Regions from separate parts of the Homo sapiens genome. Here regions 1 and 2 are each linked to region 3. Evidence: read pairs that join two places in POLR2A ChIA-PET (ENCODE). Cell type or tissue: MCF 10A. All regions are shown on one strand.

The links. ChIA-PET counts read pairs that join two places held together with the same protein. Peaks named below come from ENCODE experiments on the same cell type or tissue, not always from the same donor. Only the 100,000 strongest peaks of a DNase experiment are listed, where the experiment ranks them.
Region 1: POLR2A ChIA-PET joins it to region 3 with 16 read pairs; 3 of 35 experiments call an interaction of 5 or more read pairs at or near these places.
Region 2: POLR2A ChIA-PET joins it to region 3 with 10 read pairs; 6 of 35 experiments call an interaction of 5 or more read pairs at or near these places.

Annotation. Positions count from the first base shown.
Region 1 is chr10:58,410,516-58,418,515 of GRCh38, reverse strand. No RefSeq gene overlaps it. Among named protein-coding and RNA genes, the nearest start is that of TFAM, 29 kb to the right of the region's middle. In MCF 10A, a CTCF peak has its summit at 3,787 (motif pointing left); a DNase peak (open chromatin) is centred at 3,755.
Region 2 is chr10:58,432,611-58,440,610 of GRCh38, reverse strand. LOC105378316 (a long non-coding RNA gene) reads right to left here and starts at 6,685. Exons shown (of 5, transcript XR_945984.3): 1 at 6,570-6,685. In MCF 10A, no CTCF peak of the experiment used is centred here; DNase peaks (open chromatin) are centred at 1,430, 2,100, 4,290 and 5,110.
Region 3 is chr10:58,510,664-58,518,663 of GRCh38, reverse strand. It overlaps BICC1 (BicC family RNA binding protein 1), which reads right to left and starts at 5,792. Exons shown (of 21, transcript NM_001080512.3): 1 at 5,331-5,792. The coding sequence starts at 5,520. It overlaps LOC124902427 (a long non-coding RNA gene), which reads left to right and starts at 6,612. Exons shown (of 2, transcript XR_007062147.1): 1 at 6,612-7,004. In MCF 10A, no CTCF peak of the experiment used is centred here; a DNase peak (open chromatin) is centred at 4,843.

The DNA.
Region 1 (8,000 bases), 100 kb after region 3:
AAATGCAAATCAAAACCACAATGAGATACCATCTCACACCAGTTAGAATGACAATCATTAAAAAGTCAGGAAACAACAGGTGCTGGAGAGGACACAGAGAAATAGGAACACTTTTACACTGTTGATGGGACTATAAACTAGTTCAACCATTGTGGAAGACAGTGTGGCAATTCCTCAAGGATCTAGAACTAGAAGTACCATTTGACCCAGCAATCCCATTACTGGGTATATACCCAAAGGATTATAAATCATGCTGCTATAAAGACACTTGCACATGTATGTTTATTGTGGCACTGTTCACAACAGCAAAGACTTGCAACCAACCCAAATGTCCATCAATGATAGACTGGATTAAGAAAATGTGGCACATATACACCATGGAATACTATGCAGCCATAAAAAAGGATGAGTTTATGTCCTTTGTAGGGACATGGATGAAGCTGGAAACCATCATTCTGAGCAAACTATCGCAAGAAGAGAAAACCAAACACCACATGTTCTCACTCATAGGTGGGAATTGAACAATGAGAACACTTGGACACAGGGTGGGGAACATCATACACCAGGGCCTGTCGTGGAGTGGGGGGAGCAGGGAGGGATAGCATTAGGAGAAATACCTAATGTAAATGACGAGTCAACGGGTGCAGCACACCAATATGGCACATGTATACATATGTGACTAACCTGCACGCTGTGCACATGTACCTTAGAACTTAAAGTATAATTTTAAAAAAAAGTACCTAATGTAAATGACGAGCTAACAGGTACAGTAACACCAACTTGGCACATGTATACATATGTGACAAACCTGTACGTTGTGCATATGTACCATAGAACTTAAAGTATAATAAAAAATAAAAAGTAAATAAACAAAAGAAAATAAACAGAAACAAATGAATTAAATGAATGATATCCTCTTTGGTAAAGCACCTGTTAAATCTTGCTTGTTGCTCTTTTTGTTGGGTTATCTCTTTTTCTTATTTGTAAGAAAATAAGAGAATTTTATATAAATGGGTAGGAGTCCTTTGTTAAGCAGGTGCCATTGCAAATATTTTCTCCTAGACCTGGCTTGCCTTTTGACATTCCATGTGGTTTGTTTGTTTGATAAACATAAGTTCTCAATTTTATTAAACTCCAATTCATAAGTATATTCCTTTTTGGTAAGTACTTTGTTGTCTTTTTAAGAAATCTTTGCATACTCCAAGGTATCAGAAATTTTCTGTTTTCTCCTAAAGCTTTATTGTCTTACCATTCACATTTAGATCAACAATCCAGCTGGATTTATTTTTTTAGTTTAGTGTAAGGAAGGCTCAAGATCAAGATACATTTTTTCCATGTGGATATCCAGTTGCCCAGCATCCTTTTTTTTTTTTTTTTTTTTTTTGAGACAGAGTCTCACTCTATTGCCCAGGCTCTGGAGTGCAATGGTGCGATCTTGGCTCACTGCAACCTCTGCCAGGTTCAAGCAATTCTCCTGCCTCAGCCTCCCAAGTATCTGGGATTACAGGTGCCCACCACCACGCCCGGCTAATTTTTGTATTTTCAGTAGAGACGCGGTTTCGCCATGTTGGTCAGGCTGGTCTTGAACTCCTGACCTCAGGTGATCCACCTGCCTTGGCCTCACAAAGTGCTGGGATTACAGGCATGAGCCACTGCTCCCAGCCCAGCATAATTTATTTTTATGTATGTATGTATGTATGTATGCATTTATTTTTTAGAGACAAGGTTTCACTGTGTTTCCCAGGCTGGAGTGCAGTGGCATGATCATAGCTCACTGCAGTCTCAAGTAGCTGGTATTACAAGTGTGTGCCACCATGTCCATCTAATTTTTAAACATTTTTTGGTAGACATAGGGTCTCACTTTGTTCCCTGGGCTGATCTCAAACTCCTGGCCTCAAGTGATACTCCCACCTTGGCCTCCCACAGTGCTGGGATTACAGGTGTGGGCCATACCACCTGCCCAACCAGCACCATTTATTAACATAATCATCTATTACCACTCACTGCACAGCAGTGTCATTTTTGTCATAAGTTAGGTGACTAGTATGTGTAGATTTGTTTCTATCTTTGTACCAATTGCACTCTTAAGTTGTATTTTTACAGGATCTACATCAATAAAATTAATTAATTGGGTCTCTCTGTTACTGCATCACAGTAGAAGATAGCTGCATGGGATTTTATCAGATTTGGAGGGTCTGGCTATGGAATGCCTGATCCATAGTCATAGAATCCTAGACAATACAGCATCTGATCAGAGAACCCACTGAAGGTATGGGAGAGAAGGAGGTATGAGAGTGAGAGCCATAACCAGGAGACCCAATGGTCATATCACATACTGCCCCATCCAGACACTACCAGCCTATTAGAGTAATGAAATGATTTGCTGGAAAGAAACAACTGAAACACTAACTCACAGGCAACACTCTGAAAAAGGCACAGCTGAAACACTAACTCATAGGCATCCAATAGGATGAAGTATACATACTGAATCAGACACCTCCATATGCTGCTGGGTCTCCAGTAGGAACCAAGGTATAGAAGCACAAGTGGCCCTACCTAACATCATTTTCAATGACCCACTAGGGGGCTTTTCTTTTTGTCCCTTTAACTCTGGGCTCTGCAGGATTAGAGGTCCCAGTTCCAAAAGGGGACACACCCTTGCCAAGGGACACAGCAAGATTTCCATTAAACTACCAGCCTCAGCTGCCCTCTGGGCACTTTGGCTCTTTATATTCAGGACCAGCAGGCAAGAACAGGAGTCATTGTCCTGAAAGGTGTCATTGGCCCTGACCAGCAGAAAAAGGTGAGGCTTACACCTCTTTCTTATACAATTGAGAGGAACATTTACAGAACTCAGGTGATCTGCAGGGGCACTTCCTGTTACTCCTTTATCCAGATGTGACTGTGAATGGACAAGTGCAGCCATCCTGATCTGAGAAAAGTGTGATTATCAGGGGTCCAGACCCCTCAGGAATGGGAGTTAGAGTCAGCTCAGTAGGTAAGCCACGGAGGTGGTAGCTGAGGAAGCAGGGAATTTAGAATGGACATTGGGTGGGGAAGGTGGGGATAGTGAATACCAATTGGAGCCCCTAAGCTCCCTCTTCTCAGTTTCCCCTTAGGAAGAGAGGCTCACTGGGACCCCAAAGAAGCTGCTCTGCAAGTGTATATGGTGATACGAAGCCACACAGCACAAGGGTGGATTGTGGCAACCATGGAGGTTTACTGCTCATAACACCCTTGAAGGAAGAACTTGCTGGCAGCCTCAGCTGTTAATGAATTCATGATCTGCCTTCACTTTCAAGCCGAATCTGCATTCTTCCAAGGTAACCCCCACCCAGTGACTGAGCACAGTAAGGACACTAGGGCCTGGCCATTTCTGTGGGTTTCTTTAATGAGCAATCTTTGCTCTGGAGCTCCCCGTTGGGTTGGCTGAGATTTTGTCAGATCTTCATCATGGACTGAGGTTCCCACATCTGGAACCTTCACTATAAGAAAATCAGGACATGGAATTTTTGGCTTTCCAGCCTGTGTAGTACAAGAAAGCATCCAAGAAGGAGGGAGAAGGGAGGCGGAGCACTAATCTACCATGTACCTCAGCCAGTTCACCGTGTCCCATGAGGAAGAAGGGAGCAGTGGTTTCTGGAAAGCCACAGGTGAAGGCATTTCCTGGCTTGAAAACAGAAATGGAACCAGGAAAGAGGAGAGAGAAAAGCATAGCCCAGTGGAGCATGCAAGCAGGTCCGATGTGGACAAGCTTTTCTGTCTTTTTGGAATCCCTATCAAATGCTGCCCTCTGATGTTTGTGGAATAAACTACTTTTGAGAAATGTGAAAACAGCCTCATAAGAGAATGAATCTAGCTGTAGTTTCCTGGGATAAATAGCTCTAGATGTCTGAACCTCATGGAAACCAGGAAAAATCCACCAAACTGGGCACCAAAACTACTTCCAAATGATTGGGTCAACTGCCATACAGATCAAGTTTTACCGAGGTGCTATTAACTTAGACCTCTAGGTATAGCTTATCTTTTCTTCCACAATCAGAGTGGGGGCAGTCTTAAGCATTCCTCATGGTTCATGGAATGATCAGAAAGCACATGGTAAATTATGAATCATTTGTACAAACTATGAATCCAAATGAAGTCTTCCAATAAAAGCGTTTAATTTATTGCCAGTATTATTCATATCACTTCTCTTTATAATCTGTCTTTACAAGGTCCCCCCAACCATACCACCATCATAAATGTTGATTAGGAAAAGAGTGACATCACTGATTTTCAGAATGTTAAGTGCCAGTAGGGAATAACTTTATGTCAACAAACAAAGTTTCTGTTTCTGAATATAATATTGCCCAGTACAGCCAAGGAATGAAAGTCACAATGTTTAAAAGTATCACATCTCTAGCTGTCAGTTGATACACAAAACACTTGTCAGAGTTACAGATTAAACAGTAAATAAAAGCCAAGAATCAGGAGATGACCCTTGGGCATGCCAAGCATGCTCCTGCCTCAGTGCACTTACGTTTTCCTCTGCTTGCAACACACTTTCCCTCAATATCACATCCACAGGAGTGTTCTCTCATCTTCCTTCCAAGCTGCTAAAGTGGTAAGGTCCAGGGTCTATGTTCACAGAAGTTTAAGTCACAGTCACATCTTTCTATTCCCCCTTTATCCCCCATGGTCATTTTGTGGCCAATTGGAACTGTGGCTTGGGATCTTTGGATGGAGGAAGGTGGGTTAGAAGAGGCTTCACTGTAGACAAATTTATGTGAGTTGTCTCTATTGGGGTTGGAAGTCAAAAGCACATTTATTGTGTTAGTTTGTTTCCCTTTGCTAACCTTCCTTCAGTATATGCCTTCCTTTTCTATTTATTCTTTGGCAGGATTTAAATATTCATGGGTCTCTGGGCCTAGTAATTTCTTTTTTTTTTCAGACGGAGTTTCGCTCTTGTTGCCGAGGCTGGAGTGCAACGGCGCGATCTCCAGCTCACCGCAAACTCCGCCTACTGGGTTCAAGCAATTCTCCTGCCTTAGCCTCCTGAACAGCTGGGATTACAGGCATGTGCCACCACACTTGGCTAATTTTGTATTTTTAGTAGAGACGGGGTTTCTCCATGTTGGTCAGGGTGGTCTCGAACTCCCAACCTCAGGTGATCCGCCCGCCTCGGCCTCCCAAAGTGCTGGGATTACAGGCGTGAGCCACCGGGCCCGGCTTAATTTCCGATAGCCCCTCAATCTCACTCTGATTCCTAATGGGATTCATGCTAGAGAAGCCAAGTAGATTAATGAGCAAAGGCCATCATGTCCGGAATTGCAGCACTCTTTTCTGAGAATTGTCTCCATCCCAAGACCACCATCTCTGAGAACCTCTAAATATTTGCAAACTCTTTGGCAAACAGTATCAAACCATTCAAGTTTGAGGCTAGAGTAGTAACTAAAATATGACAAGCTGGAGATGCTCAGCAAAAACTACTTATATTGTGCTTGTACAGATCAACCTGCAGTTTCCAGGTGCCAGAGCTGTTACCATTCCTACCTTTCTCTTCAATCTTCTAGTACTAGGGAAAGGTATTTGCAAATAAGGCAAGGCAGAGATCAGAGCATGCTGCCCTCTGCATGGCCTGGGGGAAGTGCATCACACTCTCCCTCTCCACTGTTTGCTTTCTCACTGGGGAAGAGATGGACTCATCTTCAAAATGAAGGGATAAAAGGCTGCAGAAAACAACAAGCTCGGGGCTAAGTGTGGGGTCAGAGCTGTGTGTAATCAGTCATTAGGGGGCCCTGATCTGCTGATCTACTTTAAGGCTTTGGAATTTGACTTGAGGGATGTCATCCTGCTGCGTTCACAGAAGAAATTCCCAGGGGCTAGAGGTGAGGTCTAGCCACAAAAGTGAGATCATAGATGGAGAAACACTTAGAAAAAGAGTTTGTAGTGCTGTTGTTGTGGTAATGAAAAGAATAATAAGCTGACCACAAAGATCCTCCCAAATCTCTCATGTTGAGTAGTTTAGTCATTGTACAATAAAATAGCATAGCTTTGAGAGCTAAATAAATGTGGGATAGAGAAATGATTACAGTGTTCACAAATGAGAGATAAATTAAACAAATTACAGCAATCCCTACCATAGAATAATATGTAGTCATTTAAAAATTATGTACTACACACATATTGTGGAGGGCAACGTGGCACAATGGATAAAAAAATACAGATCCATATACCTCTAATCTAGCATTCCACTTTAAGAAATTTATCTTACAGGTGTGTTCATACAGGTGCAAAATGACATGTATACGATTATTTGCCTTGCCTTAGAAGAAAACCTAGGCAATACCACTCAGGACATAGGCATGGGCAAAGACTTCATGACTAAAACACCAAAAGCAATGGCAACAAAAGCCAAAATTGACAAATGGGATCTAATTAAACTAAAGAGCTTCTGCACAGCAAAAGAAACTAGCATCAGAGTGAACAGGCAGTCTACGGAATAGGAGAAAATTGTTGCAATCCACTCACCTGACAAAGGGCTAATATCCAGAATCTACAAAGAACTTAAACAAATTTACAGGAAAAAAAAAACAACCCCATCAAAAAGTGGGCGAAGGATATGAGCAGACACTTCTCAAAACAAGACATTTATGCGACCAACAGACACAAGAAAAAATGCTCATCATCACTGCTGATTAGAGAAGTGCATATCAAAACCACAATGAGATACCATCTCACACCAGTTAAAATGGAGATCATTAAAAAGTCAAGAAACAACAGATGCTGGAGAGGATGTGGAGAAATAGGAACACTTTTACACTGTTGGTGGGAGTGTAAAGTAGTTCAACAATTGTGGAAGACAGTGTGGCAATTCCTCAAGGATCTAGAACCAGAAATACACTTTGACCCAGCAATCCCATTACTGGGTATATACCCAAAGGATTATAAATCATTCTACTATAGGACACATGCAGACGTATGTTTGTTGTGACACTCTTCACAATAGCAAAGACTTGGAACCAACCCAAATGCCGATCAATGATAGACTGGATTAAGAAAATGTGGCACATATACTCCATGGAATACTGTGCAGCCACAAAAAAGAATGAGGTCATGTCCTTTGCAGGGACATGGATGAAGCTAGAAACCATCATTCTCAGCAAACTAGTACAGGAACAGAAAACCAAACACCACATGTTCTCACTCATAAATGGGAGTTGAACAATGAGAACACATGGGCACAAGGAGGGGAACATCACAAACTGGGGCCTGTCGGTGGGGTAGGGGTCAACGGAAGGGAGAGCATTAGGGCAAATACCTAAGCATGCGGGGCTTAAAACCTAGATGACGGGTTGATGGGTGCAGCAAACCACCATGGCACATGTATACCTATATAACAAACCTGCACGTTCTGCACATATATCCTAGAACTTAAAGTATAATAAAAATAAAAAATTAAAAAAGGAAAAAAATTAAAAAAAGATTATTTGTTGCACCATTATCTATAATACCAAAAGTTTGGAAACCTGTTTTTAAAAAGTTATGGTTGGCCGGGCGCGGTGGCTCATGCCTGTAATCCCAGCACTTTGGGAGGCCGAGGCGGGCGGATCACGAGGTCAGGAGATCGAGACCATCCCGGCTAAAACGGTGAAACCCCGTCTCTACTAAAAATACAAAAAAATTAGCCGGGCATAGTGGCGGGCGCCTGTAGTCCCAGCTACTTGGGAGGCTGAGTCAGGAGAATGGCGTGAACCCGGGAGGCGGAGCTTGCAGTGAGCCGAGATCCCGCCACTGCACTCCGCCTGGGCGACAGAGCGAGACTCCGTCTCAAAAAAAAAAAAAAAAAAAAAAAGTTATGGTATAGTCATACAATGGAATACAATGCAGCCTTTAAAAAGATACAAGCTCCCTATGTCCCGATATGTAAAACAACAATAACACCCACCAAAAAACAAAAAAAAACAAAACAAAACCAAAAAAACCCAGTATATTTTTATATTACCATTGGAGGTTAATAA
Region 2 (8,000 bases), 78 kb after region 3:
GATCACAGAGAGTCATAAGGAAGTGGTTGCCAGGATGTGAAAAAGGATTCTGAAGGCTCATTTGGGTTCAGATAGAAGAGAACCATGCTTGACTCATGATATGTAAACAGGGACAGGAGAATAAGTAGGGACAGGTCCTACATATTTCCGTTTAACACCTTCTGTTTGGGTTCAATTATTAGGTTCACTTTTTAGCTAATGAGGAGTCATTGAAGAACATACAAGTAAATTTTGATTGATAGTAGAATTGAAGGTGGGTGCAGTAGGCAGAATAACAGTCACCCCCAGAGATGACCACATTCTAATCCCCAGAAACTGTGAGAATTAAGGTTGCAGATGGAATTGAGGTTATTAATGAGCTGACTGTAAAAGAGAGAGAGAGAGAGTATCCGGGATTATCCAGCTGGGCCCAATGTCATCACAGGGTGCTTGGTGAAAGAGGAAGTGGGAGTGTAAGAGTCAGGGTAAAATGTGATGGCAAAAGCAAAGCTAGGGGGACACAATGTGAGAAGGACTTGACTGGCTATCGCTGGCTTTGAAGATGGGAGGGGGCCACAAGCCAAAGAATGTGGGCAGCCTCTAGGAGCTAGAAAAGACAAGAAAATAGATTCCCCTTGAGTTTCCAGAAAGGAATGCAGCTGTGCCGACACCGTGGTTTTTATCCCAATGATATAATTTCAGACTTCTGACCTTCAAAACAATGAGATAAAAAAATTGTGCTGTTTTAAGCCCTACATTAATGGTAATTGTTACCACAACAAAAGGAAACTAATACAGTGAGTCAGCATAAAATTTTGGAGAAAGATCAGAACAGGTGACAATACTGGTCCGAGTAAGGGCAGATCAAGGTAGATAGGACTCCAGAGTGGTGAACTCTGGGCCTCTAGAGGGCAACAGGAAAGTATTGAGCACTGGAAGATAGGCATGATAGACCTATGAAGGGGAAAAGGGTCCTGAAAGAAGATAGGCTGTGACCACCTTGACTAATTTCATTGTATTCCTAAATACAAACCCTGGGGAAGGGTTTCCTTCCCTTCCCCACTTTGTTGTTCACTTCTATGCAGTATTCTTTGCCACACTTCTCTCTCCTGAATCCTGATACTGCTAATTGCATTGTCTCCTGGTTGAAAATATAACATGAATGTTCCTAGCATTGTACTTATACTGCATTGCAAGTATTTTATTTATGCTAATTTTCCTTTATTAGACAGTGAGCTCTTTGGGATTATAATCTTATGTCTTTGTGCTGTTAGTGCCTGCCACAGTATATGACTAGTAAATTTGTGATGAAAGGAAGGCTGGAAAGGAACCTCCATCTTCCCTGGATATCCCAGAGAAAGAGAGTTTTTCCTTCTGGAATTTGGCAGAAAGATTCATGAGGGACAGGTAGAGACTTGCTGGGCAGCCAAGAGAATCAGTAACTTTATTGTTCCCATCAGGTATTCTCATTTCCTAGCACGAGCCCTGCCTGTATCTTACCTGAACCATAAGGTATGGCCTTCCCAACCAGTGCATGGGCTGCAAATCTGGAACATTTCTGAGGTTTGACTACAACCTATTCCTACAGTCCTTGAACAAGCACCATCCACAATCAAACCAATGCAAGTTTTATTTGTGTAAAAACTCTTAGCCAGAGTTCTTTAACTCTCAGTTATATGATTGATTACCTTAAACCACACTAGCAATTGGATAAGGCATCAAAAACAGAAAAATCTGCTTATGCAGTTTTTGGATCTGAAAACCAAATGGAAACATTAATTTCTTAAAGCTGAAAGCAGTTACTGGATAAAACTCCTAAGGAATCTTGAACAACCTATTGAACCAAAACAACATCCTGTCCCACAAACGCTTTCAATTCATGTTGTGAAATAAAACAGACATCGTGTTTTTACCCTCAGAACATTAAACATAGTATTGAGCTTCCAGTGCTATGAAATAGATATACAATTTCAGAAAGTAGATGAATAAGTCTCCAGTTCTGTTGAAAAATAATTATGGCTTAATGTTTATTTTTTTCATGTTGAACCTATTGCCAGCTAATTATTTCAAAATGAATCTCTTTCCCAATCCTCTGGAAAAGAATGCTTGGTATGTTTTGATTGGTCAGTGTGCCATCATGCATTTTATGAGCTCTTTGCTTAATCTGATGTTAATGTATTCTTTCCAAGCAAGGGAGAAAGCCCATGCCCAGAGGTGGAAGCAGTGGCACCTGAATTGCTCAGCTGATATTCACTGATAAGAAAGCGACCCTGTCCTCTTTTTTGGTCATATTCTTCCATAATGCCTTCAATAGCACCATGCATTTCTCCATCATCACTGTCTTTGCACACATTCATTGTCTGAATGAGTAATAACCTTTCCAAGGTCTATCTTCCCTGTTATATTGTAAGCTCCAAGAGGATAAGCAACATGTTGGTCATAGTCCATACCCTATTTCTAGTGCCTAATACTGTGCTTAGTATATAGCAAGCACAATTTTAATATATTATGAGTTAATGAATGAATGAACAGGCCCTTGTCTCCTTCCCTAAGGGCTAGGCAGTTTAATCCTAAGACAACCAGGTGCTTTCAAAAATAACTCTTTCTGAACCAATACAGGTGACATGGACATTTTCTTAATATATTATTCTCTAAGGAAACATTTCTTCACTTGTTCCACTACGCTATGTAAACACTCTTATCTGGCAATCTCTTCAGCATGTATACATTTAACGTGTATTTAGTATTTTTCTTTTCTAACTTTTTATTGTGCTTGTATCTTATCAAATCATATTATTTATACGTTTTTACTGTGTATGCTCCTAGACTTCCTCTCTGCCTGCTCTGATCTTTGGATGCTGCAGGCGAAGCACCTTACCTGTCCCAGCTTTAGATTCCAGCATTAAATGCTGGCATTAAGCCCATACCAGCCCTTGGATAGGCAGAGATCAGATACTGTTTGACATTAACAGAGAAATGAGATCCTAATGAGGACACTCTCAGGCACCAATATGAATTAGCATGGAAATGGCCAAATTCAACCTTGAAGTTCTGCTCTCTTTTCGATTTCTTCTTCATATCAAATAACCATCAAAAAGTAAGTAAACTTTCAAGGGAATGATTTGTTGGGTTATGGTCTCAGATTTCAAGAAATAGGGCTTCTAGGGAAAAGCATCGGCACGTGTGATGTCATGAGAGGAGGGGAAGAGGAGGGTCTAAGGCAGAATGCCGCCTCTGCTCAAAGATGTTATTCATTTTATACCACATTTCACCTCTTCCCTCATGCCTTTCTCCAGTCTTCAAAAATGTGAATTTTGGTCACTGTTGGCCTTGCCTCTTATTGCAAAGAAAGTTTTGTCATTTAGTGACTGGGAAATAGCCTGTTGTATGAATTGTATTTAAAATTATTGTGCAACTGGGACCATAAGCATGAATGTATAAGGGTTCACAATCTTCCCTCTCTGTGACTGCTAGCTTGTCTCCAGGACTCTGTGAAGCTAATCAGGCCAATGGGTAGAAAGATCTGATAACTGGAAGATAAGATACAGACTGGGATTTTTTTTTTCAATCTTATAAAGAGACAAATTTATTTATTTTTGTGTTTTGTTGGGAGAGAGGGAGGAAAAAGACCAGAACCCTGAGTGCAATGCAGGGATGAGAAAGAGATTTTGTGAGTTGAGCAAGTCTTTGAAAAAAAACTTCAGAGTGATGGGAAATAGAAAGAAAGATGCAGAAATAATTGTTAGGATGTCTGCTAGATATTCTTCTGACATTCTTCAAGAGTCCCTGGTAAATATTTGAATTATTTTCCAATTAGTCTTGGTGTTCAAAGTTGTGTTTATTTGAATGTCATATAAACTGGACCACATGGGTCAACATATTTAAATTGACTTCTTTTATCCATATATATAGAGAAATCAATATTGCAGGTAGGTGAAACCCAACCAATCAGAATTTTCTTAACTAATTTAACTTGTATTTTCCTTGAGAACTCTTAAGAGAAACAAATAAATGAAAGACAATTATTTCATACAAGAAATTCTGTTAGAATACACACATATGCAACTGTTACAGAATAGAAACACACTTCAATCTTTAATACTTTTTACAGACACAACTCTAATCAGTAACATGAACATTCGACTGAAATTTAAAATGGTGGCCCTGAAATACTTTTTAAGTCTCAATTTTTGTACGTACTAAAGAAAGATAATCAAAAGATATTTTTGGCATGAGACCCAATCCCTTCTGGCCTGAGGCATTGTTATGAAAGGTAGTTTGTTGCATACCTGTCTGGCTACCTAAAGCCACTTCCCGTTTGCCCCAAGAACACTGTGCTGGCAGTGAGCCACATTTTTTTCCAAACAGGAAATGGGTTAAAGACACAGCATGCAATTCTGAAGGGACCCCAGATCAGCAACTTACGGACACATGTTTGGAAAAGGAAACTTCACTTTGATGCATCAATCATTTTTCACTCTGTTCCTTTTCTTTAAAAGACGGGACTTTATGAGCAGTACCTTAAGGAGAAGCAAACTAAGATTTCTCTGTGCTCTGAGGAAACTCTAAAACATTGAAGGGCAAAACAACTAGATTTTTATCTTTCCCATTGGAAACTTTTTCTCAAAATGACCCATTCCTATCAGGCCTTTGGGGCTCCTCCTCAGGTATGTTTCTATTCTCTATTAAGACAAAGGGGCAGGCTCTCACACCCACACAACACTGATAGACATCACTTGTGGCCAGATTTTTTGTTTGGGTTTTTTTTTTTTTTTTTGCCTTCTTTAACTTCTGTTGAGAAGAAAGCCCTGAATTCCAGCTTCCATCAATTGGCTGTCATCCCAGGCCACACAATTGGCAAAGCCCTGCATCCTAAGACCTCCCAAAAACAGAGAAGCCTGGGGATCTGAAACAGGTACCACTGATTATTTTAGCTGTAGAGGCCTTTTGTTGTCATTTGCCACTGTTACTTACACAATTCTTTAGTCGTGACTTTTAAGTCTCTCACTTGGTCTTTTTTCCACTGAAGTTTTATCCTGATTCATTCTTCCTCTTCCCAGACCTTGGCTTGTGACATCTCTGCTAGGATTGATATCAACACCATGGTTGTGTTTATGTCTCCCCCTGCATGCCAGGCTCACTGATGTGGTGAGTGGAGCTCTGGGAAGCCGAGCTGAGGAGGCTGAGTCATCAGTCATCATCTCTTGACTCCCTGGGTCTGACCAAAATGACAGAGGCTCCTCACACTAAAGTGTACTGGGAGACCACAGCAAAAAAGAGGCAAAGGACTTCTCCCATTTGACTCTAACCACTTTATAAAAGGTCACATTTTTGTCATAGCAGTAGGGAGATGTTAGTGTGGAAATCTCAATGCAGCTTCCATTCCATTTCGTTTTTCAGGCCACAGCTTAAATGACCCTTTCTAAATGGTAAACCACATTGAAAAGCTATTAAAGCTTAATATAGGCATACTCTGTGACCCAGCATTTTTAATTCTGAATATATATATATGCATATATACATTTATATGATATATTCATATAGCATATACATAATATATATAATAGAAATCCATTCATATGTTTACCAAAAGGCATGTACAGGAATGTTCATAGCAGTACTATTTATTTATTTATTTATTTATTTATAGAGACAGAGTCTTCCTCTGTTGCCCAGGCTGGAGCACAGTGGCACAATCACAGCTTGCTGCAGTCTCAAACTCTTGGGCTCAAGCAATCCTCCTGCTTCAGTCTCCCAAGTAGTTAGGACTACAGCTGTGCACCACCACAACTGGCTAATTTTTTTTTTTTTTTTGAGATGGAGTCTCACTCTGTTGCCAGGCTGGAGTGCAGTGGCGCAATCTTGGCTCAGTGCAACCTCCTCCTCCAGGGTTCAAGAGATTCTCCTGCCTCAGCCTCCCTAGTAGCTGGGACTATAGGCGCCCACCACCACACCCAGCTAATTTTTGTATTTTCAGTAGAGACAGGGTTTCACCATGTTGGCCAGGATGGTCTTGATCTCTTGACCTTGTGATCCGCCCACCTCAGCCTCCTAAAGTGCTGGGATCACAGGTGTGAGCCACCATGCCTGGCCCACCTGGCCAATTTTTTAATTTTTTGTAGATACAGGGTCTCCCTATATTGCCCAGGCTGGTCTCAAACTCCTGGCCTCAAGTGAACCACCCACCTCCGCCTCCCAAAGTGCTGAGATTACAAGTGTGAGCCACCATGCCTAGCCATAGCAAGACTATTGATATTAACAAAAAACCAGAAACTGCCTGAGTCTCCATCAACAATATAATGATATATAAATTGTGGCATATTTACATGATAACATACTGTATAGCAATGAGAATGAAAGAAATATAACTACACACAACAATATGGATGAATACCACAAACATTATATTGAGCAAAAAAAGCAAATAGAAAAAAAATACTGTATGCTTTAATTTACGTAAAGTTAAAAACTAGGCAAAATTACGCTGTTAGAAGTCAGGATAGAGATTATTCTCGGGGGTTAGGAGTGGAGTATGGGGAGGTCTTCTGCCCTTCTAGTAACTTTCCATTTCTTATGTAGACACTACTTACCCTGATGTGTTCAGGTTGTGAGCAAGTTATGCACTTTTCACTTTTTATGTTATGTTTTAATTAAAAACTTTTTAAAAAGTCATCTTCTCGTATGTGCTACAATATGGATGAACTTTTGAAGACATTATCCTGAGTAAAATAAGCCAGAAACAAAAGGATAAATATTGCATGAATTCACGTATGAGGTTCTTAGAGTAGTCAAATTCATAGATACAGAAAGTAGAACAGTGGTTGCCAGGGGATGGGGGGATGGAATAGTGGATGATTTGGGTTTAATGAGTTGAGAGTTTCAGTTTATGATCGTGAATAAGTTCTGGAGATGGATGTGGACGATGGTTGCATAACAGTGAGATTGTACTTAATGCCACTGAACTGTACCTTTCAAATGGTTAAACTGGTCAATTTTATGTTACGTATATTTCACCATAACTTAAAAAGTCATATCATTGCAGACTTTCCTGATCACCTCACATAAATGGTACTTAACATAATAGGTTCTCAGTAAATGTCTGATGAACCAACACATTTTCCAGGAGATCTGAGGCAAGTTATGAAACACTTCTGTAAATCTTTCCTTTAGTTATTTATTTATTCATTCATTATAAAAATCTTTATTAAGCATTTATGCATATATTTTGGGGGAATTAAAAAGTGAAATGAGACAGCATGTTTTTCCAGAGATGAAACTAGCTCTTGCAAGTAGAAATGCATTCCCAGCCTTTGGCTAGCTCTCGGCTAGAGGCTGGGTCAGAACAGCACATAGATTTCAACTCAATGTGACAGATCAAATTGTTTAGTATTAGCTGCTTCCAGAATTTGTTGAAAAGGATTCTGAGGCCCATCAGGGCTCAGCAGTAAAATAAATATCATTAAAAAAGAGTTAGCTTTGTGAACTTGGACAAGTTAAAAAAATTAATAATATTTACATGAGACCTTGAAAGAGGCGTGATGGCATGGGTATTGTGGGTTTTGCTATCCATCCTTAGGCTTGCTCGTGTCTCACCAAGAGTGTTGCAGATGTGAATCAGAAATCAGACTCAACCTGAACTAACAGATGATTTCCAGGTCTTTTTCACCTGGGAGTCTTTGAGAATAAAAATGAGTCCCAGTGCTTAATGGTCCTCATGGAGCTAAACAATAAGCTGCTCTAGTTTCTTTTCTACAAAATGAGAGGAATTATTACTGTTATTCTATTCCTTGGTTCACAGACATATTAGGGAGGTGGAATCCCTAAGATAAACTCTAAACAAACACACATTTGGATGTCCTTTTGAACCTTGATGAGAGCAAAAGGAATGAATATAAGATAATGAAATTATTATTACAACTGACATTTTTGAGAATCTATTGTGTACTATGTAATACTTTAAGTATCTAAGGTAGCTTGTAGCATCATCTTTTTTTTTTTTTTTTTTTGAGATGGAGTCTCAC
Region 3 (8,000 bases):
TGTCATAACAAACTTTTCTAATTTTTTGAGGAAGACTTTCACTAAAACACATCAAACACACCCCCCCCCCCCCAACACACACATACACAAAGGATTCACATGCAATTAGAAGAAAAAAGAAAAAAAGACTTGGCAAGTATTTGCTTTCTAGTGTTTTGAAATCTTTATCCATCATGTGAGACAGTACTGCTGCATCTGAACTGATGTTTATTAAGCACCATCAACCTGGCACTGAACTAAGCATATTACATACATTCTCACACTCAGCATTCACAATATCACCGTAAAGTAGGACTATTATTATCCCCATTTTACAGGTGAGCAAATGAAACATGTTAACCCAGGCAGAGTATTTTCTTCAAAAAACCTTCTTTCTACACACCAATGAATGACTCAAATTCAGAGCAACTTACAACCAGAAGAGAGATTAACTGATTTCGCTGCTAGTCTTTAGTAAACCATACTAGAAATGAATGGCTCAGGACCAGTCAAATAATGAAAAATACTCAAAGCAAGAACAATTTACAACTAAAAAGGGTGAAAAGCCCTCTCGTCCTGAGCAAAATCTAGAACTCCACACTCATGTCTAATGGAGCTTTACTTAGTATTTACCCACCCACCTTTACAAGTATACTCAACACATGGCAAGCTACCAGGGAGGCCAATAATAATATTTAGATAGCTGTGCATGTTCATTAATCGTAAGATAATTTAAGACCAAACTAAAGTTTCCAATATACTTGATTTTCATGATCAATATAAGAAAGTGCATTTTATACATAATGATTTACTGTGAATATTGTTATTAGCTTATTCAGCACTTCCTATGTTGCCAGCACTGGGATGACTTACATACACCTTTTTCCTCTTCATTTTCAAAACTACCTCAGGAGGTAAGTACTACCATTAACTGCCCCATTTGAGAAATGAGGTCGCCAAGTGATGGATTCTCCCAAGCTCCCTATTAAAATGTAGCATCAAGATTCAAATCTAGATTTGGCCCACAGCCCTGTGCTATTAATCTCTAAGCTCATAAATGTATTTGATTTGTTTTTGCTGTTTATTAGCCTTGATCAAGCATTAGCTAGAAAACTCTGTTTATTTAAGCTTTACTCTTTATCTTCACTTTCAGTACTCCCCCATTTTCACACATTTTTGGCTTCATATTTCTTCCCGCTCTCATGAAAAAAGTCTAAATTATTATCTGTTCATCAAATCATTTTAAAAATCCACTAAAGTTTGCTGAATTAAAGAGATAACATAGTTGCTGCTCCTACTGTTAATCAATGATGTACAACAACCTCTGTTTCAGTGGCTAACTCTGCTACTCAACCGAGCAGTAGCAAATGACCCCAGTTCTGCCTATCACTGCAAAAATGCAACATGGTTCTTAAAGTCTTTGGCAGCAGTATCATAAAATCCCACCAGATGTCAATCTCCTTTCATGAAAATAGGCCATTCCTCCCCACCACAGGTCCCACTTTTTAACACTTACCATTTTCTCTACTGAAAGAAGGGATTCCCAAACTTTGAAAATACCTATGCTTCTGAATTTTATATGGGAAATTTTTTTTAAATAATAATTTGAAGTGCTGTGTTATATATGGGAATTTTTAATTTTATAGTACACATATATGTTTTTACAAAGAAAAATACTTTAAAAAAGAAAAGTATTAATATAGGAATCCTGTGATTGCCTCAGTACTCTGGCAAACACCAAGACTGTATCTCTGATTCTCTTGACTCAATTATTTCTTACTTTCTCCCAGACTTCCTGCTATAACACTCTCCTCCCTTTCCTCCCTGATAACTCAGTTGAGTTAATGTGAGTTATGATATGTAACTTATAACTTTGAGTTAATTTAACTAAAATTTAATTGGCTTACATAAATCAATACTATTATTTCACATGATGCATGAAATTTACATTTGAAGATCAGTATTAAATAAAGAAATTATATAAGGATTTTCTTTATCATTAAAAATGCTGTCTATGGTATTCATTCCAAGACTTACCACACCCATCAAAAACCTAAACTTGAAAATAAATTTCCATTTATAAAACTGTAAACTAATAAAACTGATAATCTTCACTTACAGCAAAAACATCAGATACTCTGCATGGTTGTTTCGAAGTAGTAATTAGACCCCAACCTGCCAGTAAAAAACCATGAAAAAAGAGTGATATTTCCCTACATTGTTGGCCTGGTGGTTTTTATCTGCAACAATTCTTTTAAGTTTTAATGATCATCTAAGAATGGTATTTCATTTATTTGACTACTACCCTATTGCCCATATATTAACCTCACTGAATTTTTGGTCCATTGCGTAGAAGAATTTATCTACTAATAAAAATACAACTCATTAAAGATTAACTTGCCCCCAGGACAGTCTCTCTGGAAACAAATTCCAAGCATTATAATCACCAATTTGCACTCTGAATACTTAAAGGCAGATAATCTTATTTATCCTGATTTAAATTGGAAACCTGTACCTATTTTAAGTCAATTGTAAATAGAAAAATAGCACACCCAAATTCACAATAATTGAAAACTCAAATACAGACTTTACTTACTTGGCACTTTTCAAATAAAAAGCTTTCCACCCAAGAATATCTAACAATATTAGAATGCTTATTGACTTGATAGACTTACTTCTTTAGTTTCTATTTTACTTCTGCAATTATGAACCTGCAAAATTATTTTGTTCCCCAACTATTTATTAAGTATATACTATATTTCATACATTGTGGTAGGCACTGGAAATCCTTTTAATCCATGATGCAATATTTATTATTAATAATAACAACAGATATTCATTAAGTTCTTATCATTGACCAAACACTGTGGGCAAATGTTAGCTTGTTAGGCATTATCTCTTTCGATTCTCCCAAAACCTAAAAGGTCCTAGTATCAGCTCCATTTTACAGATGGGCAAACTGAAGGCAAAGAGAGGCCTAGCAACTTTCCTGAGATCCTACAGAGTTTTGAACCCAGGTATTAGTGATCCCAGTGCTCACACTTGTGTTTTGGTCAACAACTAACCACATACACTACAATGGTCCCGTAAGATTATAAAGAAGCTGAAAAATTCCTATCGCCTAGTGATGTCATAGCCATAGTAACATAACACATTACCTTTCCAATGTTTAGATATATTTAGATACACAAATACCACTGTGCCACAACTGTCTACAGTATTGGGTATAGTAACACGCCTTGTAGCCTAGTAACATTATTTGTAGCCTAGGAGCAATAGACTATACCATATAGCTTAGGTAGTAGGTGTAGCAGGCTACACAACCTAGGTTTGTGTAACTACACTCCATGATGTTTGCACAATGAAAATGCCTAAGGACACATTTCTAACAAGGTATCCCAGTCGTAGTCCTTAAGCATGGACTGCATGACTGTATATCGGTTGTTCAAGAGATGTTAAGACTTTCTGTAAAAGAAACTATTACTGCAAAGCAATTTCAAACCGTCTCAGATCGTAGTATCACATCTATTAATACAAAAGAGCCTTCAAATTTTCAAAAAGTCTCCTCAAAATTTCATTTTATTCGAAGTGAAAATGAATTAAATCAAAAAAGGAAATTCACTTCTAAAGCTCAGGTTATACACTTGAACTTCCCAGAAGCTAACATCACTGTCCTTACTTGTTTGTGCGCAGGTGAAACAGATCATTCTTTCATATCACTCCAAACTAATGTAGAAAACTGAAAGCTGGTTGAAAAGGATGAGTATGTGCTACTATCAGTTCATTCCAAACGATCTCACAATATATGCCTGACATAAATTTAATATTTTGTTTTATAATCATAAACTAGGCAAAAAGAACCACAGAACAGACGAAATAACTGAAATGAGTTACTGAAATGCAACTGGGGCTTTAATTTCCAAATCTATCTTATAACGGTCTTACTTGAAGAGTTTATCACAGAAGTAACTGTCCTCAAAAGTTACATAATTTGAGAAAAAAAGAGAGGGAAGGGGAGAGACAGAGAAAGACATGACACACATTAGGGATGTTTGTCAATAAAAATAAGCAACAAGGGAGGAAAGCCTGTAGCACATCCAAAAAACGTCTGCCAAACACTCTTGCTATTTGTTTCCACCAAGTTATTGTTTTGGAAAACATGTTGTTCTCTCTTAAAATAACCTGCTTAATTGTTCTAAAAAGCCACTGCATTTCCACAGAGGGCTAAATCATTCCCATACTGCGATGCATTGACTGATAAAGTCAAAGTAAGTTATGCATAAAGCCACAAATAACGTTTGAAAAACTCCAAACTCCTCCATGATAAAAGAACACTAGCTACTGAATGAATCTTCACCAGCGCCCTAAGTGAGACTAACGCCTGGTCCCGTACACGTATTTTAAGAATAACAGTCATTCAAACTAACTCATTTCTCTCTTTGGATGTGGGAAATGAGCCACATCGGTGGCTACAGGTAGGCTAGTAATTATCTGTTTTAAGAAAGGTCAAAATGACCTTGGACGTTTTGACGTTCACTCCAACACTCGTATTATAAATCAGAATCTGTTTTCGGTCCAGTATGGTTGAAGATTTTCTACCTGGGAAAGTCCCAAAGAAATTAAAGAGTTAAAAATAATTCTAAGTTGTGAAAGACAAAGTCAGACACCCATAGCATAGGAAGATTTTTATGGACTGAATGTAACTCAAGATGTGTTTTATAAGCCTGTCAAGAGATGAACACTGTCCTCAAACACAGCAGCACTGCCTCCACACTCCCCCCTCGCTTTGGCTGCTCACCCCGATCCTGGCCCTCCTTGACCACAGGGGTGGGGGCGGGAGCTCCTGTCTTAAGCCTTGACATCTGCAGAGCGTTTCCCAATAGTGAGACAAGGCCCCTCAGCTGGAGGAAGTGGATACTGACAAGGGGAGAGAGTGAAACAGACGGAGAGAGACAGAACTCGAGGCTGCCAGGGAATGGGGAGGGTCACGCATACTCTGTGCGGCCCGAGTGGTCCGGATGGCACAGCCCAGGTGTCCGGGCTAAAGTTGGCATCTCCAAAGTCCAGAACGCAACTTGGGCGCGCCAGTACAAACTCGGCCTTCGGCTTTTCTGAAGCCAGTCAAGTTCGCACAGGGCCCCCAGCGCCTGGAAATCTGAGAGGCGTGGAAGGGTGGGGAGTCCCGCGAAGTCTCCAGTCCCTGGGTGTCCTCCGGCTCCGCGGGGGAGCGGGCCTGGAGCTAAACCGGCCGGCCGTAGGCTGGAGTAGCGGGCGCCGGAGCGCGCGGTGGGGATGTCCGAAAAGGAGTTAGAGGCTCAGTCGGAGAGTCCGAGAACACGAGGGATGCCTACCTTGTAACATGGCCTCAAGTTTCTTCCTGTCCACGCGGAAGCGCTCCTCGCTCCACTCCGGGCTGTGCAGGGTCGCCCCGGCGACCAAGTCGTCCTCGGAGCCGGGCACTGGGGAGTCGGTGCTGCGCTCGCTGTTGGAGCCGGGGTCCGACTGCGCCGCCAGGTAGCCGGGCTCTCCCTGGGCGGCCATGGTGGGCGCGCAGCGCTCGGGCTCCCGCTGCCGCCGCCGCTCTGCCTGCGCTGCCGCCTCCGCTCGCCGGCCGGGCTCAACTGGCTCCCAGCGCCGCGGCGCTAGCTCGTCCCCCTGCAGCCGCCGACGCCACCGCCAACGCCGCCGCCGCCACTGAGCCCCCGGCGCATCCCAGCCCCGGGCGCCGCCCACGCCACCCGCCACCCCGGGTCGCGGCCCCGGTCCGGGTCCAGTGGCTGCGCCGCCCCCCGCCAGCAACGCCCGCGCGGAATGAGCGCGCCGCGCTGCCCGCGCCTCCATCCGCAGGGCTCGGCGCCCCCTCCCCGCCCGCCGCCCCTACAGCCGCGCGCTCATTGGCCCGGCCAGCCCACGGGGAGCCGCGGCGGGCGGGCGGCCCCTGGCGCTCACACACTCGCGCGCGCACACACACACCACGTACACACTGCCACTTTCTGCACTTACACGTATAAATCCTTTCCATACATGCACTTTCATAGCTCCTCAAACACACACACTCCTGAACGCACATGGAGTATCCACGTAATTCCTGTCTACACACACACATCACACACACTACTACTTTTCTGCACTTACACATACAAATCTCTTCCCCCTACATGCTCTCATAATCCTCCAAACACACAAACACAAACACGCCAAGTTCAAGCACAGCAGAGTCCTGAACGCACACTAAGCGCATACACAATTCCGCTGTTTACATACATACCCTACACCCTGAAACTCACAGCCCCAGTTGGTTCCACAAGCTCGAACGTGAGGAAGAGGAAAAAGAAGGCTTGGAGAAGAAATCATGCCCGTCTTTCGCAGGCATCGCCATGGACGTGGCTCGCATGTAGTTCATACCTCCAGGAAGGGCTCAAACCCAGACACCTCGTCTCCTCCCAGCAAAGTGGCCCGCTGCACGAGAGGTGGACAAGAGGCTTACTCTTTTTATTCTGAGAAAGGGAATTTTTTTTTTTCTTGAATGGAGTAAGGAAGGAATTGTTTTCTCTGTGATTCTCAAGGAATGGACTCAGCAGACTTTTTTTTTTTTTTAAGTAGAAAAGGGGCTCGGAGATCGCTGTGTTGGCGAGCTGGATCCAGCTGGCACGTGGGCAGGGCTGTCTTGTCAGGGACTGAGGGCTTTTCTCTGTTTTCAAGGTCAGTCTCTGACAGATGACGGCCAGTAACCTCTGAGCCTCACTGCCGAGGGCCAGCCCACCCACGGCCTCTGTCAAGCTTGGATATGAAGCGCGGGGGAAGAGGAGACTCGCTCGTACTGGGTGTGCCCTTGGAACTCTGTTTTCCCAGTTCACACAGATTCATAGCCTATTATTTTATGACCCAAAGTACAAAGACTTGCGGGGAGGAATGATGGGGATAGCAGTTTGTCACTGCGCCACAGAAGGAGGCTGCCTGGCTCACATGTAGGAAGAGCCATATCACTGGCACAGGCCTCTGGATAATCATGGAATATGCTGAAGGTAAATCAAAATTATTTCAGGTTCAGCTGCCTAGTTAACAGGAATTGACCCTGTGATGGGTACAGATGAGGAAACTGAGACCGTGGGAAATAAAGTAACTTGACTAAGGTTGTCCAGCAGCAGATAATACAGCCAATTAATCAGACCCAGGTCTGTGGGTCTTTATATAAAGTCTTACCTTTTTGAGCGGAGACCCCTCCTGCCCAGAGTCACCTCCTGAAGAACTGAGAGCATCTGCACACTTAACTGCTCTGATTCACCACCATGTGTTCCTTTTATAAACTTGTTAATTACTGTTAATTTCTATCCAAGGCACTAGTTTCAGCACCCAAAGGGTTTATGTAGGAGCATTCCCACTGTTTTCCATCAGGGACATTTACTGTGTTTTTCTATCAACAAATATTTATTGGGACCCTACTATGTACTTGGCACTGTTAAGCCCAAGGAATAGTAAGCAAAGACAGACACATCCCTGTACTCCCTCCTGGAGCTGAAATTCTAATGAGAAGGAATACTGACCAAAAAATAAATCACAAATATAAAATCATGCCCGCAGTAAGCATTACAAACAAGAGACTCAAGATATGAGAAAACCTATGATAGAGTAATTGGATTCAGTCAGAGAGGTCAGTGAAGGCTTCTCGAAACAGTGACTCTAACTCAGAACAGACGTTGGAAGAGAAGTTAACTAGGCAAGGGAAGGAAGAGCCATCCCTGCAAATGATCATCTGATCATAGTAACATCCCTGAAGGTAGATACTACAATTATCCTCATTTTAGAGTTGAGGAAACTGAGGCACAAAAGGTAAAATGACTTGCTCAAGGTTGCACGACTAAGTTGAAGAATAAGAATTTGAACCCAGGCAGTCTCTTGAAAATTAGGCTTCAGGTGCTTTATGCTTAGCCAATAAGTTATATTGGCTCTCAATAAGATTAGCACAAGTAAAGACACTGTAGCAGAAGGGGGCAGTATGCATTCCCCCATTGGATGAACTA